4 separate regions of the Homo sapiens genome follow, and all the other regions are linked to region 3. A link is a contact called in ENCODE Hi-C or POLR2A ChIA-PET data. All regions are on one chromosome and are shown on one strand. Each heading gives the region's core, a stretch centred on a gene start or an enhancer-like site at or near the end of the contact. The rest is flanking DNA. Distances are from core to core; before and after follow the strand shown. Region 1 has its middle 140 kb from the start of LINC02227. Region 2 has its middle 21 kb from the start of LINC02227. Region 3 has its middle 20 kb from the start of ADAM19. Region 4 has its middle 49 kb from the start of TIMD4.

Region 1 (4,170 bases), core at 154-2,653, 960 kb before region 3:
AAGAGTTTTGGGGATATAGCCATGAGCTAAAGGGCCATCTAACTTATAGTCTAAGAGGAGAGACAGACATATATAAAATCATTATGTACCTAAATACATACCAACCAACTAGGCTAAGACAATGAAGAAAAGGTACAGTATGTATGAGAGACATTTAGCAGGAGACCTTAGGAGGAAGTGGAAGGGACAGGGATGCATTTGTGAGGAAGTTACATTTCAGTTGAAACTCAAAGCATGAGTGGTAGTTAACATTAGTTAAAATTATGGTGGTTGCCTCAACATGTTAAACATAGTTTCCTTATCACCTAGCAGTTCTATCTTTAGGTATAAACCCAAGATAAATAAACACATACATCCATACAAAAGCTTGTACATGAATGCCCATAGCGGCATTGTTCATAATAGTCAAAAAATGAAAGTAACTCAAATGTCCATCAACTTGTGAATGGATAAACTAAATGTGGTATATCCATACAATAGGATATTACGTGATGACTAAGAAAAAAACACTGATCCACGGTACAACATGGATGAACCTTGAAAACATTATGATAAGTAAAAGAAGTCATAAACAAAATACGACATATTGGATAATCCTATTTGTTTGAATGTCTGCAATAGGAGACAGAAGAGAGATGCAAAGTAGATTAATGATTTCCTAGGGTTGAGGGAAAATGGAAAGTGAAAGCTTATAGGTAAAAGGGTTTTTTAAAGGGTGATAAAAACGTTTTGAAATAGATGTAATGATGCTTGCACCACTCTATGAATATGCTTGAAACCACTGAATAGTCCACTTTAAGTGGGTGAATTGTGTGTATGTGAATTTTTTTCTTAATAATGAGGTTATAAAAGAGGATGGCTGGAAAAGCTTTGCAGCAGAAGGAACAACTTGAAGTGGAAGAGAATATGGTGTGCAGGAGAAATGGAAAGAAAGTCAATGTGTCTGCAGCACAGAGTAGAGGAGAGAAGTAGTGTTACATGAGGTGGAAACCAGACCCTGCAGGCTTTAGTGACCCAATCAAGGAAGCTGCTCTTAATCGTGAGGGCTATGAGAAGCCACTGAAGGTTTTTAAGCATGAATTTGCCAGATCATATTTGAGGTTTTCAAATTTAATATCATAAATGCCCTATAAAATAAAGCTAATATTTATATCATGAGGTGATTAACGGAGCAGGCAGAATAGTGAAAATCGTATTTTTTATCATTTTCCCTAGAGGAGTGCAGACACTGGAGTTTTGAGATTGTGCTTGAACCGTTAATCGTTAGAAGCAGCATACTTGGTTCACATGCTTTTCATCCACCCTCTGGTGTCCTACATGACTTCATATTGCTCAATGAGGGGACAGGCTAGATGTGGCCACCCTCAGGTGCTGGCCCCATGTTCTCATGTTGCACAGTTTTTGGGATTCTGGGCTTCACCGAGCTCTTTATCCTTGTCCAGATGGCAGAGCAGAGGAAATATCTGGTAAAATGTTAATTCCACCTCATTTAATGCAGCTTACATAGGTGTGGTGTAGTCGAGGCCTCTACAGGAAAAGCTGATTTCAAGTTCTGGCACAAGGATTAGCTGATTCACAAAAGATGTGAGTCTCCGTTTCTTCCCTGCACATCTGTCCTGTCTGCTTTTAATTTGGAAGCACCAGTTTTAATTTAGCGGCAGGACTGTAAACTCCATTTCTGTGAATACAGAATGACATACTTTGTGGAACGGGGGCCTCTGGCCAAGATCTGACTCCTAAGTAATTGATGGCTAGTGACTGGCTGAGAAATGCTCAAATGCAAACACTTCCCATGGCAAAAACCCTGTCGTATCAGCTGGATTACAAACGAGCCTTGCTGGGCTGCTGCCCATTGAAATATAGGCCATGTCTTTAACCACAGTCTCCAAAACCTGGAGGGAGCCTCCAGTTCATTCTAAACATCGATGATCTTTCCAGTCCACAGGTTTCCTTTGTCCTCAGACTTTGTCTGGAGCCTGTGGCCCAATGCACAGATTTCTTCATATTTGGAAGCCAACCATATCGGGAAGGAGGCTTCAGCATTAAGGGTTGTTTTGTTCTGGTGAAAAGGACACTCTTTTCATCACATTTAAAAACCAATTTTTTAAAATCTCACTCATATCCAATATTTTGTGTGTGTGAGAGAGAAAACACAGGCCTAAAGTTACATCACCCTTGTGGTTTGAGAAATCTTTTTCACAATATGTAGACTGTTTTTGGGGCTGGGATTTTTGGAGAAGGGGGAAAAATAGTGGGGCAAGAAGGACAGAGATATGAGACAGAAAATTAAGTCTTTCTGTAAACAAGAAAGAATGGATAAGCAAAGGGAATAAAATGGACAAAACTTCCATGAGTCTGACATCTTCTAGATACAGAGATAGCCGATACAAAATCCCATGATGCCTTTAAAAAATTAATTTAAGTCCACCAGTCTTACATCACCATTGAATCCCTATCACCTGTCATGGTGCCTAGCATATAGTAAGTTTTGATACATATTTTTAAATACATGAATGAGGAAATAAGTAATTATTGCATGCTTACCGTATGCCCAGCACTGCTGTACTCAAAGGGCATGGGAAACATAACTAATGCCACAGGGAAACTTATGGGGAGTCCAGTGTAGAATAATGGTAGGAGGCACAGAGCCCGGAGTTAGCTAGTCCTGGATCTGGGTTTGAGCCCTGCCTCTAACACTTACCAGCTGTGTGGCCTGGGGGAAAATTATTTAAGCTAATTGTTAGTTTCCTTTAATTGGAATGTGGACAATAATAGGACCTATTTCATGTGGTTGTTGGGAGGATTACTTGTGGTAAAGGTGTAAGGTGCTTGTGCTAGAACATGGGAAATACTCAGTAATGGTAACTATTATATAATTTGGAAATGGTACATGGCCGCCTTATGCAATAGTTCTTGCTGTGAGTCTCTCCAAAATGTCCTTGAACTCCCACCTTCGTTTTACATACAATTGCTTGCCAATTCCTTTCTCAAGACATAGTGAGGCCAACATTATTCACTCCCGTTGGTCTTGCTTAAGTGTGCAGAGTCCTTTTGTCTTGGAACTAATGTGGATTTTGTAAAAAATCATTTCTCCATGGAGGACAGTGGCACTCAGCTCCAGTACTAACAAGAGAACATCCCAGATGGTTTGCAAAGTATTTTAGTTTTTGCCAAACATGTTTCCTGCTAATTTGAAATTCCCTCTGTGTTTTTAAGTGAAATGTAATCCACGTGTTCCTGGTCAAGTAACTACTGGGGAAGGAAGTGGGAAAGAATCAGGGAGAATCCCAACATCAGCTCTTAAAGAGATGGCAGCATCTGAGGTGTGTGTGCTGCATGTGTTCTAAGGGATCTCTGTACAAGGAAGAGAGGGCATGAGCCCTCCTGATTCTCCTCTCCAACCCACGGGTCAACCACTCACCCAACCACTCCATGCTTATTGGGCCCTCACTAACTCCACACTGTAGTGGGCACTGCTTGTATAGAAGGGGTCAATGTGATCCCTGTCCTGAACAAAGTAGATTAGAAGTCAGCAAACTTTCTCTGTAAAGGCTCAGATAGTAAGTATTTTTGGCTGTGTGGGATTGGTGGTCTCTGCTGCAATTAGTCAACTCTGCCGTTGTAACACAAAAGCACCCATAGACAATATGTAACAAAAGAACAGGGTTGTGTTCAGTGATGATAGCTATTATTATATCATTTGGAAATGTCATGTGGCCGCCTTATGGAACAGTTTTTGCCATGAATCTACCCAAAATATCCTGGAACTACCACCTTTGTTTCAGGTACAATTGCTTGCCAAGTTCTTTCTTAAGCTATACTGAGGCCAACATTTTGACCCAACTGAGCAAATTAGGTCTGTGGGAGCAAATTTGGCCTGTGGGCAATAGTTTTCAGATTCCTGGATTGGATTATACCTGGAAAGATCACAACACCTCAGATAAAGACTCAAGAGTAGATAACTCAGTGCTCATCAATGAAGAGGCTGGCCCTGCCTCAACGTAATAGGGATTCAGAAGCAGGAGGTATCAAGGGCCTGCGGTTGTACCTTTCAGGAAGAAGTGGATTCAAATCCCAGTCCTATTATTTACTGGCTATGTGACTTAAGAAAAATTAGTAAATCTCTACAATTTAGCTTTGTATAAGCAAATTGCATAAGCTATTGTATAG
Region 2 (3,752 bases), core at 282-2,781, 830 kb before region 3:
CACACACACACACACACACACACACACACACACACAGATGGAATTTCGCTCTTGTTGCCCAGGCTGGAGTGCAATGGCGCCATCTCGGCTCACCGCAACCTCTGCCTCCCCAGTTCAAGTGATTCTCCTGCTTCAGCCTCCCGAGTAGCTGGGATTACAGGCATGCACCATCATGCCCAGCTAATTTTTGTATTTTTTAGTAGAGATGGGGTTTCTCCATGTTGGTCAGGCTGGTCTTGAACTCCCGACCTCAGGTGATCCACCTGCCTTGGCCTCCCAGAGTGCTGGGATACAGCCACCACGCCTGGCCCAGGAACATATATTTTAGTGACCTTCTCAGAGATACACTGCCTGAACTGCAGAGGAGACAGACTTTGAGGTAGTGATGGAAACAAGAGAACGGAAATGGTAAGTAAGAGGGAAGTCCATTCCTGCTCAGGTACATCACTGTGAATTGAACCTCATGTAGAACATGCTGGGCACTTAACCCATTAAGATTGCTGAAGATGCCAAGAAGAAATATTTATAGGCACTTTTTAACATAGTCTATAAAAGAGGAGGTTGATTCAAACATAAATTACCTACCACATCATTCTTTAACCTCTAAATCCTTCTCTAATGACTTGAAAGGCAGCTTATTAAAGCAAAGTGCATGTTTAAGTACTAGATATACACTGGTTAGTTTGCAAACATCTAGAGAAACAGAAGTTACTAAAACTGGCAGGTTTGCTAATTAAAAAAAACAGCAAAAAAAGAAATGTTAAGAAATTTTCAGTCTGGGCAAAATGGCTTAAATATTGTGGGATGTGATTTTCTCTCTTTATCTCAGATCTACCTTCTCCTGAGTTGGCTCCATTTTCTGGATAAATCTTCCCATGTAATAGCAAGATGGCAGCCAGGAACCCCAAGGATACATCATATCCTGTCACAATCCCAGAGCAACTTGGGAAGACCAGGTGTCTCTATTCAGGCTGTTTTAGGATCTTGGAGTAAGCTCTCATTGGACTAGCTTGAGTCATGTCGTTGCCACTAAGCCAATCATAGTGGCCTGAGGATTGTCCTATGGTGATTGGCAGCTTATGTCACATGGCTACTCCTAGAACTGGGGTGTAGGGTTCACCACACTCAAAACACAGAGTGAGAATTGGTTTCTGTACACAAAAACAGGGTGATGTTACTAGGAAAAGTAACATATGGTGGTCAGGCAAATCAACAGATGTCCATTGCAACATCTTAAAGTAGCAAATATCTTTTATGGGCTGAGTACACATTGTTTTTTAACTGTGTGGTAAATTATGCCTCACCCAGTATATTTTCTTACTTGCTTTTTTTTCTGTGTGTATGATCCTTTATGCATTTGTCACACAGACACACACACACACACACACACACACACACACATACTGTCTTAACAGCCAGGGGAAATTAGATGACATTTAGTGATGGAAAAAATGAGCAGAGTTTTGATCATTGTTTAATTTAGCAAAAGAACAGCTCCACCTAAGATTCTTCCTGCCTATTGCCAACAGTGACAAAGTAGCTGGAGATATTGCAAATGTGCTTCTGAGACCTTCTGCAGCTGTTGCAGAAGTGGGACTGAAACCAAGCTCAGGGAGGGTAATCACCAGGAAAACATTTTCTATGTCTCTTTAGAATTCCTCCAAGAGAAATCTTTGGGTTTGTTCACCTCTGAATTCCCATTACCCAACATAATGGTTAGCACATAATGGATACTCAATAAATAGTTATTGAATGAATGCATGAATTAATCAATGAATGCTTTCATTTTTAGAACTGGGTTTTAGTCAGAAACAGATTTTCAAAATTACTTAATTTGTGGAGCTATTTTATGAAACAGTATGGTCATTTCTAAAACATAAAAATGTTTTTAGAAATATACATTCATTTCTGCCCCCTCTTCATCATTTACAAAGGAATAAACCCAATTTTGGTATTTAACAGAACAAAATGGCCAGGAAATGGTAGAATATTTTTATTCACAGCCTGAATTGTATAGGATTTCCAGATGCTCAAAAGCCTGGCGCTATTCAATGTTTCCTACAGTGTAGGAGGGCAAAGGCAATGAAATACAAAACTCAAGTGCGAGAGTTACTTTGACTTTAATTAGTTATACATTCTATACAGAATTGGTTTAAAATTTGCCTAACAATTAAAACCTCTCAAGAAAGATATACAGAAAATAGAATGGAATTAAATTTCAGAACATTCTATCAGTTTTCAGATACAGAGTATCAACAGCTGCATCTATATGTCTATATCAGAATTCTAGATGGAGGAAACTGAACTGAAAAAATATCAAACACCATCTCCAACCAGGGAGTATCCAATTGCATCAGAGTTGGAAAGGGTGAATCACAAAATATCTAAACTCTTCTCAAAATTATTTAATTTTGTTTTTGTTTTAAAAAGGAGGCCTAGGCCATGAGCCACTAAGTTATGAAACCAAACTAAGAATGACAGGTGTCCTAGTTATTTATAGCTGTATAACAAACTACCCCAAAACTGACTGGCATAAAGCAACCACTATTTTACTGTGCTTGCAAATATCGTGGGTCAGGAATTCAGGCCAGACATGGTGGAGATGATTTATCTCTGTTTTGTAATGTCCAGGACCTCAGCAGGCTGGGATAATTCAGCTGAGGGTCACTAAAATAACTTAGGGCTGAAATCATCTGGAAGCTTCCTCATTCACATGTCAAGGCCTAGGCTGGCATGACGTGAAGGCTGACCTTCAGCTAGGACTGATGCCCAGAGACCCTACACATGACCTCTCTGTGTATCTTGGGCTTCCTCACAGCATGGTGGCTTCAAGGTAATCAGACTTCTTACATGTTGACCAGGACTGGGTCATGTGCCCTTGCTGAACTAATCACAGACAAGGGGAATGAGATTATTAGTAACCCAATCAGGCCCACTTCTGGGGCTGGAGATGGGGTCAAGTTTTTCAAGGCACAAGTCTTCATGGGGGAGAGGTTGATACCTGAACAAAGTCAGGGTTCCTCTAAGAAAAAGGAAGGAGGAATGGATGGTGGGTAGTATCAACAGTGTCTGCTACCCTCTTCTCTGGTCTGCTGAAATGATTCCAACTGTTTTCTGTTTGCTTCATGTGATGGTAATTTCCTTATTTTATTTCCCTCTAAGATCTGAGGAATGTGGCTTTCTAAGACGGTAAAACTCATCTCAGACACGAAGTAAACTATTAATCACTGGGATGAAACGTTTTGGAGAAGGTGAATACTATTTGTTTAAGAGAACCAGACAAGCCAGTGCAAGTATTTCTCAAAGTTTATTCTGTAGACAATTAATTGTGTGTGCGTGTGTGTGGGTGTATGTGTGTGTGTGTAGGGGAGGAGGTAGATGAAGTGGGAGAGAAGGTTCCATTGTTTAAAAAAAAAGTCTAAAAATGCTGCATACTTTTTCCTGTTTTCTAGAGTCACAGTGTGAATGAGCATATTTAAAGCCTGGAGAAGTCCTGCAGCAAAACAATCTGTTGTTTAAGCCAGTGTCCCCAGCCTCTTTTAGCTTGGAGCACTTCTGAGCATATCTATTAAAACCCTGCAGAGCATGTATGCTATCACTTCTTGAGACATACTGATAATATCCTCTCTTGACTTATGACATAAGAATTTTTTTTTTGAGACGGAGTCTCGATCTGTCACCCAGGCTGGGGTGCAGTGGTGCTATCTTGGCTCACTGCAAGCTCCGTTCCCCAGGTTTATGCCATTCTCCTG
Region 3 (4,241 bases), core at 165-2,664:
GCCGGAGGGCAGTGACACGATCTCGGCTCACTGCAACCTCCGCCTCCTGGGTTCAAGTAATTTTCCTGTCTCAGCCTCCTGAGTAGCTGGGATTACAGGTATGCACCACCACATCCGGCTAATTTTTGTATTTTTAGTACAGATGGGGTTTCGGCATGTTGGCCAGGCTGGTCTCTAACTCCTGACCTCAGGTGATCCGCCTGCCTCGGCCTCCCAAAATGCTGGGATTACAGGCGTGAGCCACCGTACCCGGTCTATGTGCACTCTTTTAGTATGTTTGTGGCACTTCAATTAGAGTTAAAAAAATAAATAACGCTTCAATGAACATCCTGATAGCTATGTTTTTGCAGAAATTCCTGTTATTTTCTTTTGACTGAATTTCTAGAAGTGGAATTGCTGAATAACATGGTTCAAACATTTGTATAGCTTTCAATGTCTCTTATCAACTCTCCAGGGGCTGCTTTTATCTCCTTGTACTTAGCACTTGACACCGTCTAACAGATGTTTGTTGAATGGGTGAATGAATGAAGGCCTTCTTTCAGGTCCTGGAATGAATAGAGGCCTTTCAAGCCTGAGAATGGTGGCTGTCTCTGCCACCTGAAACTTTCTTCCCTCTGTTCTTCATACCAACCACAAACTCTCAGCTCAAAAAACAACTCAAGAGAGCCTTACCCCACCATGCTGTCTAAAGTAGTCCTCCTTTCTCATTCTCTCTTTTAGCATCAATTGTTTACAAATATCAATGTGTAATTATTATATTTTATGTATATGTGTATTTGCTCACTTGCTTACTGTCATCTTTCCCACTAGATGCTAAGTACCGTGAAGATAGGAATGACATGTGTCTTTGTCCACTCTTATAATCCCAGCAGCTAGCACAGTGCCTAGAATGGAGGAGGCCTTTGCATGATTGAGATATTTTCAGTCACAAGTGACAGACCTCTAACTCAGACTAGCTTGAGCAAAAAAGAAAATTATTGGCTCATGTAGTTGAAAAGTTGAGGCGGCTGACTTCAGGCATGGCTAAATCCACAGGTTCAAATAATAATACTAGGACCTTGTCTCTCTCTTTCTCCATACCTCTTACCACTGTTTGACTTCATTTTTTAGACAGGTTCTTTCCTGACATGGCAGCAAGAAGACAACTCATAGCTCCAAACTTATATTGCTTACCATCTCAGACGAGAAGAAAGCAAATTTTTGATAGAGCTGTCAAGAGTCTTGGGGAAGATGCCCATTGGTCCAGCTTAGGGCCATATACCCATCACTGAGCCAAGCACAGTGGGTTTAATGATGCAGTTCTACACCCAGGCGTTGTGTTCTTGACTATTCCTGAGCAGTGGTTGGGGAGGAGAGGAAGATCCACCCACTCAGACCACAAGAGCAGATGTGAGCAAGGGCTGACTTATTTGCCTAATTCTCACTTCAACTTACCACTCAACCAGCTGCAGGAACTCGACTTTCTGAGTGTGTGCAGCCATTAACCTAAAACTAGGCAGTCGAGACCTACAGGTCTTCGAGCTGTTCTCTGGCTAAGTGGAGCCAGCTGAAATTAAGTGCTTTATTGATTGCCATTTTAAACAATAATTTCAACTTTCATTTTAGATTCAGGGGTACATGTGCAGGTTTGTTACATGGGTATATTGCATGATGCTGAGGTTTGGGATGTGAATGATCCCATTACCCGGGTAGTAAGCATGGTATCCAATAGCTTTTTTTTCAACCCTTGCCCCACCGCTTCCCCCTCTAGTAGTCCCCGTTGTCTATTGTTTCCATATTTATGTCCATATGCACTCAATGTTTAGCTCCCACTTATTTATGAGAACATGCAGTATTTGGTTTTCTGTTCCTGTGTTAATTTGCTTAGGATAATGGCCTCCAGCTGCATCCATGTTGCTGCAAAGAACATTATTTCATTCTTTTTTATAGCTGCATAGTATTTCATGGTGTATATGGACCACATTATCTTTATCCAATTTACCACTGGTGGGCACCTAGGTTAGTTGATTCCATGTCTTTGCTATTGTGAATAGCACCGCAATGAACATGTGAGTGTATGTGTCTTTTTGGTAGAATGATTTATTTTCTTTTGGATATATACCCAGTAATGGAATTGCTGGGTTGATGGTAGTTCTATTTAAGTCCTTTGAGAAATCTCCAAACTGCTTTCCACGGTGGCTGAGCTAATTTACATTCCCACCAGCAATGTATAAGCATTCCGTTTTCTCCACAGCCTTGCCAGCATCTGTTGTTTTCTGACTTTTTAATAATAGCCATTCTGACTAGAGTGTGGTATCTCATCGTAGTTTTGATTTGCATTTCTCTGATGATTAGGGATGTTGAGCTGATTGCCATTTTCAATTGGGTAGTATATTGCTGGGTTTTTCCTGAATGCTTTTGCCTCTGCAGTTTATTTAGGGGTTTAGGTGGAGATCTGTCCTTTGTAACAAACATAGGGGTGGAGTTCATATATAAGATTTTTTCCTTTCACAATCCTTATTCTAAATGGGTCTGTTTATACAAGTTTCTTGATCTGTTTAAAGATCACACCCCCACTCTTCCCGTTTTATCCACATCCTTCTCCTGCTTCAACCAGATCAACCCAAAGTTGACTGAGCTAAGTGAAAAACAGGAATTTTCATATTGGTATGCAGGGGTATATCAGATACATAAACTTGCTGGCAGCCTTAGTATTCACAGCCTTGCAGACTCACCACTTCAGACTTTTAATCTGGTTCCCTTTTCAGGATTTGTCCATGACCTTGAGGAAGTCAATTTCCTCTTTCTGGACCTTAGTAGCCCTAGCTATAAAATGAAATGGTGACCCTATCTGCAGGGCAAGATGGTTTCTAAAGTATCCCCTAGGTTTCTGATTCTGGAATTACCTCCTCCTCTCCTTAGCAATCTGGTGATGAGAGGGTCACCTTTAAGTGTGGATTCCAAACTTTGAGGTGGCTGCAAAACAGTTACATGATATGTGGGTCCCAATGCAAAACGAAAATGTGAGACCCTCTTCTCCAAAAATTATTAAGAATTGCAAAATGGCAATACCAGAGCATTAAATCAAGTGTGAGGCTCTCCTGAGAATGATGCCCTGTGCAACTGCCTGGGTTGTACTTCTGGGAAGCCAGCCCTGGGTGCCTGAGCTGATCAGATGTGATACAGAGATAGGTGTTAACCAGCTGCACTCATGTTCCTCCTCCAAATTCTGCATTGTGTTTCCACCATGTTTTGCAGGGATATCAAAATCAAATGCCAGCAAAATAAATGAGTGATGTAGGTTAGGGTTAGTGAAAAAAAAAAGGAGCAACTGATATTGAGCTTTAAGCAATTGTCACCACGGGAGAATTTAGACTTACTATTGTCTGACTTTCTAATTTTTCATAAGAGCCACAATCAGGAATTTTTTTTCTCTGATTTTTGAACATTTGGCAACTGTTCAGAAAAAATATCCAAAATTTGGAAATGAGGCAAAAGAATGACTGCAGTTTCTTTCATTCAGTGGCATCTAAGATCAGTGGTTCTCAAAGGGTTTTCCCTGGTAAATAGCATCTGCATCAACTGAGAACAAATCATCAGTCTGCCCCAGATGTACTAAATCAGAAACTCTGAGGTTGGAGATCAGCATTCTGTGTTGTAATGAGCCCTTCAGGGAATTTTGCTTTAAGCTTAGGTTTGAGAATCACTGCCCTTAACCACTCACTGTCTTTTCTGTTCAGGGCATTGTCTAACTCCAGGGAAACACAAGATTGTTTCACCTGCTGTTTACTGTTTGTGATTAATTAGGGGTCTGACATTTTATAACTCTGTAAAGTTGGATGTTAAATTACAGAAAACGAATAAATTGTCAATGATTTTTTTTTTTTTTTGTCCAGTAAAGCTGTAAACGATTATCGTCTGGTAGAGAAGATAACCCCAAAGAATGTAGTTTTATTGCCCTGTAGGTTATTAACCAGTTTGGATCTCAATCTTATTTTAGAGTTCCTTTTGTCTAGTTTTTCCTGTCCTTTTTTGAACCACCTTGGTGATCTTGCTGGTTCTCTGATTAGTTAATTAAAACCTGGAAAATGCTCACTATGTATTTTTATGATAATTAAATTTTTAACATTTTGAAAATATTTTGGACACAACTACAATCCAAATTATTTTTACAACACTGTGTTGGCCCACAGGTCACCAGCTCATGACCTCTCACAAAGAGGATTCCAGCTGCCTTATTATCCATACAGAAAACATCCTTG
Region 4 (4,055 bases), core at 336-2,835, 680 kb after region 3:
AAGATGAATTAAAATAAATATATAATTCTTATACTGAGACTCCTTGATCAGAGGAGGCTGTGGATGTAGTTGCTCCTCTCATTCCCTCTTTGTGTAATCAGGATGAATTGTTAGCATCTATAAATAACTTTTTGGTATCTATTGTATGTGGGGCCCAGGAGAGAGAATTGCTTCTTTTAAGGAGCTTCACTTCTGAATGAGACAAAACACACATGGGAAATGCAATAGAATAGGCCGGGTGCAGTGGCTCACACCTGTAATCCCAGCACTTTGGGAGGCCGAGGTGGCACATCACTTGAGGCCAGGAGTTTGAGACCAGCCTGGCCAACATGGCGAAACCCTGTCTCTACCCAAAATACAAAAATTAGCTAAGCTTGGTGGCAGGTGCCTGTAATTCCAGCTACTCGGGAGGCTGAGGCAGGAAAATCGGTTGAACCTGGGAGGAGGAGGTTGCAGTGAGCCGAGATCGCACCATTGCACTCCAGCCTGGGAAACGGATTAAGACTGTGTCTGTCTCAAAAAACAAACAAACAAACAAAAAGGTAATGCAATCGAATGGAATCAATGTTGTTTTTCCATTTCCATAAGGAAGGAATGTGATGCAGTATGTGCTTCTTACAGCTAATGATTATATGGTGGATCCACAATCAAACCTCACAATTTAAAGCAGGAGTTTCCAATCTTTTGGCTTCCCTGGGCCACACTGGAAGTAAAGGAATTATCTTGGGCCACACATAAAATACGCGAACACTAATTATAACTAATAAGCTAAAAAAATCGCAAAAAAAATCTCATAATGTTTAAGAAAGTTTACCAATTTGTATTGGGCCACATTCAAAGCCATCCTGGGCCGCATGCAAGCTCAATTTAAAGCAACCTAATTCCTCACCATGGCCTTTCTAGGCTAAACACAGGAGATACTATCAATTTGTAATGAGCACCTATTATATTCTGGGTACTCTATTAACTGTTTCAAGGCAATTATCTCATTGACTCCTGACAGCAGCTCAATAAAGCGGGTATATTATTTTGGCTTTGGAGCTAAGAAAACAGAAGCACAGGCAGGTGAAGGAACTTGCTCAAGGTCACGTCGTCCAATCTCCTGTAGCAGAGCCAGGTTTTGAACCAGGCTTGAAGGACTCCACACTCTAACCACTACCCTGTACTTCACAGTGAGGGCTCCAATTCCAGACTTCATGCATATGGCTCTGTAACACTGACCTGCATTGGACTCAAATGGATTTCAGTGTCCTCTGATCCACAGCAACCTGAGTATATCAATGGCTTTCCAGTTACAACCCCATTATAGCTCAATCTTCCCTTGTCCCCATATTATTTACTCAGAATCTGATTTGCATTTGCAGAGGAAGCTGTAAAGGGAGAACCTGGCAGGAAACTTAATGAAGCCAGGTGGGACACATTTAAATGGGAATGTGTTGAACTAACTCATGAAGAGCTAAAGCCAGCTGTCAGCAGGCTTAATGAAAGGTTAACAGGAATCCAGCAATGGGTGGCTGGGGAGACTCTTTGTCTCTCTAAAGAAAACAGGAAGTTGAGAAGTGGGCTCCCTGGGTGGAGGTGAGAGCAGAAGGAGGAAGCCACTCAAAACCGAAAGACTGGGTCTGGAAATAGAGCTTCATTTAGATTTGTAAATATGTTACAGCCTTAAAAAAAAAAAGCACTGTGAGTTCTCAGCTCTCTGAGCATCAAAGGACAGTGAAGGGAAGTGTTCCCGAATAAGATGAATGCTAATGCTATCCAGAGGGAGTTTGGGGAGCACTGGAAATGGCTGCTCGCAAAACAGAAGGTGGATTTGCTGCTTGTGCTGAAAAGGTGCTATTGTGCGGTTATATGCATTATCCATACTGTATGTGAAATAATGGGGTGGGAGCACAGCAAAGACTCGCACACATCTGTCAGTTTCACTCCCATTTTCAGCCAAGGAAACTGAGGCTCAGAAAGGGGGCATGAGTTGCCCAGGTCCCACAGTTAACCAGTGCTAGAGCAAAGCACTAAACTGTGTTTTCTAGACTTGTCTCTGTGGCTAAGATTCTGGAGTTTTCACAGAATCTGCCCTGTTATTGCCCTTCTGGAGTCATGTAATTAAGTTCTTGTTGGTGTGGCCATGCAATTCAGCGTTCCTTTTCCGTAAGCCATCTATCTTAGCACACCCCTGGCTTTATAGTGGGCTGCTGCCCCCAGGAAGAGGAATCAGAATGCAAAAAGCGCACAGCTTGGCTGCTCTGCTGCTCTCCTAGCAGCACCATAACTATGGTGACCAACTTGTCTCAATTTGCTCTGGGCTTTCTTGGTTTTAAAACTCAAAGTCCCACATGCCAGGAACCCCTCAGTCCTGGGCAAACTGGTGTAATCACCCAATAGGTTCTTCCTGTGCCATCTGCACAGACAAAACCAGTTCATTGAGAACACGGCATTGCAGTAGAGAAAAAGTTTAATGGACATGACGCCAGCCACATGGGAAATAGAGTTATTATACAAATCAATCTCCCCAAAGGCTTGAAGGTTAGGGTTTTTATGGACAGTTTGGAGAGCAGGGGTCTAGGGAAAGGGTGCTGCTGATAAATTGGGGATGAAATCATAGGGGTGTGGAACACTTCTTTGTGTGCTGAGTCCAACTCTGGGTGGGGCCACAGGACCGGGTGAATCATGAGTCACAAGGCCGGGTGGGATCTGTTGAAAAAATATTTCAAAAAACCAATCTTAGTTTCTACAGTAGTGATGTTACCTAGATGAGCAACTGGGGAAGTCGCAAACCTTGTGATCTCTGGCCATATGACTCCTGAGCAATAAGGGATTGTGGAAACTATGGGGTCAAAATATGTCAGTTATGCAAAATGGGGTCGACTGTGTCAGATTTCTCTCATCGTTATAATTTTGCAAAGATGGCTTCTCTTGGATGGTTGGTCAACCTAAGTCTATAAACTAGAGATCAAAAACAACCATCCTCTCAGTTCTCTCACTCACAGCCCCTGCTCTTGACTTTATTGCAGTGATCACTTTTCCTGTGACTTTGCAGTTGAACCCAAATGGAATTTAGTTTGTTCAGATCCGCTGTTAGAATAGACTACTACTAGATCTACATTTTATATCTAGACCCTTGCTATTCGAAGTGTGAGATTCAGACCAGCAGTTTTGTCATCACCTGGGAGCATATTAGAAATGCAGAATCCCAGGCCCTACCATAGATCCTATGAATCAGAATTCACCTTGTAACATCTAGGATCTCTAGGTCACTCATGTGCACATTAAAGTTTGAGAAGTCCTGGTCTAAAGCATTGATTTTCAAACTCAGCTGCACACTGGAATCACATGGAGAAACTTAAAAAATACTGATGCCTGATCCATAGATCAAAACATCACCTTGTACCCCATAAATATACACAATTATTGTCAATTAAAAATAAATTTAGGCAAGATGCTGTGGCCCACGCCTGTAATCCCAGCACTTTGGGAGGCCGAGGAGGGTGGATCACCTGAGGTCAGGAATTCGAGACCAGCCTGGCCAACATGGTGAAACCCCACCTCTACTAAAAATACAAAAATTAGCTATGCATGGTGGTAGGCGCCTGCAATCCCAGGTACTCGGGAGGCTGAGGCAGGAAAATCACTTGAAGCTGGGATGTGGAGGTTGCAGTGAGCCAGGATCACGCCATTGCACTCCAGCCTGGGTGACAAGAGCGAAACTCCATCTCAAAAAGTAAAATAATAAAATAAATAAATAATTAAAACATTTTTAAAAATACTGATGCCTGGCTCCCATCTGAGGTCCTGATTTGATTCACAACGAGGAGACATGGGCATCAGTTTTTAAAGCACTTCAGGTGATTTGAATATACAGCAATGTTTGCAAACTTCAGCCCTAGAGAGGGGGTAGCTTTGCACCAGAAAATAATGTTTCTAATTAATCAGAACAAAGCTTGGCCTAAGTTTGTGTGGCTCTACTAACCCCATGTGATTTTGCATATGGAAATCATCAATATCGCTCAAGAAGATCTGAGGCATAAAGATAATGACCAATTACTCTGGAAGAGGCC

What was found. Hi-C counts contacts between places; a loop is a spot of excess contacts on that map. ChIA-PET counts read pairs that join two places held with the same protein, here RNA polymerase II (POLR2A). Pooled maps may share reads with other maps.
Region 1: a pooled map shows a loop between it and region 3 (2.2-fold over the local background). The contact joins two enhancer-like sites. A Hi-C loop is called at or near these places in 2 of 37 single-sample maps with no recorded cell type and 3 of 50 pooled maps.
Region 2: a loop to region 3 is called in a pooled map, with 12 times the contacts of the local background. The contact joins two enhancer-like sites. A Hi-C loop is called at or near these places in 2 of 37 single-sample maps with no recorded cell type and 2 of 50 pooled maps.
Region 4: a map of GM12878 shows a loop between it and region 3 (4-fold over the local background). The contact joins two enhancer-like sites. A Hi-C loop is called at or near these places in 2 of 168 maps with a recorded cell type or tissue (GM12878 and naive thymus-derived CD4-positive, alpha-beta T cell), 17 of 37 single-sample maps with no recorded cell type and 15 of 50 pooled maps. POLR2A ChIA-PET finds 5 or more read pairs at or near these places in 1 of 52 experiments (OCI-LY7).

The regions. Positions count from the first base shown.
Region 1 is chr5:158,551,310-158,555,479 of GRCh38, reverse strand. No RefSeq gene overlaps it. Among named protein-coding and RNA genes, the nearest start is that of LINC02227, 140 kb to the right of the region's middle. Within about 2 kb of position 1,403, at least 7 of the 41 ENCODE cell types and tissues checked have a DNase peak (open chromatin) inside an H3K27ac peak, as active enhancers do.
Region 2 is chr5:158,429,255-158,433,006 of GRCh38, reverse strand. No RefSeq gene overlaps it. Among named protein-coding and RNA genes, the nearest start is that of LINC02227, 21 kb to the right of the region's middle. Within about 2 kb of position 1,531, at least 7 of the 41 ENCODE cell types and tissues checked have a DNase peak (open chromatin) inside an H3K27ac peak, as active enhancers do.
Region 3 is chr5:157,593,789-157,598,029 of GRCh38, reverse strand. No RefSeq gene overlaps it. Among named protein-coding and RNA genes, the nearest start is that of ADAM19, 20 kb to the right of the region's middle. RefSeq lists a silencer at 3,528-3,627. Within about 2 kb of position 1,414, at least 5 of the 41 ENCODE cell types and tissues checked have a DNase peak (open chromatin) inside an H3K27ac peak, as active enhancers do; they include GM12878 and OCI-LY7, where a contact is called at or near this core.
Region 4 is chr5:156,911,726-156,915,780 of GRCh38, reverse strand. No RefSeq gene overlaps it. Among named protein-coding and RNA genes, the nearest start is that of TIMD4, 49 kb to the left of the region's middle. RefSeq lists enhancers at 1,028-1,973, 1,974-3,173. Within about 2 kb of position 1,585, at least 7 of the 41 ENCODE cell types and tissues checked have a DNase peak (open chromatin) inside an H3K27ac peak, as active enhancers do; they include GM12878 and OCI-LY7, where a contact is called at or near this core.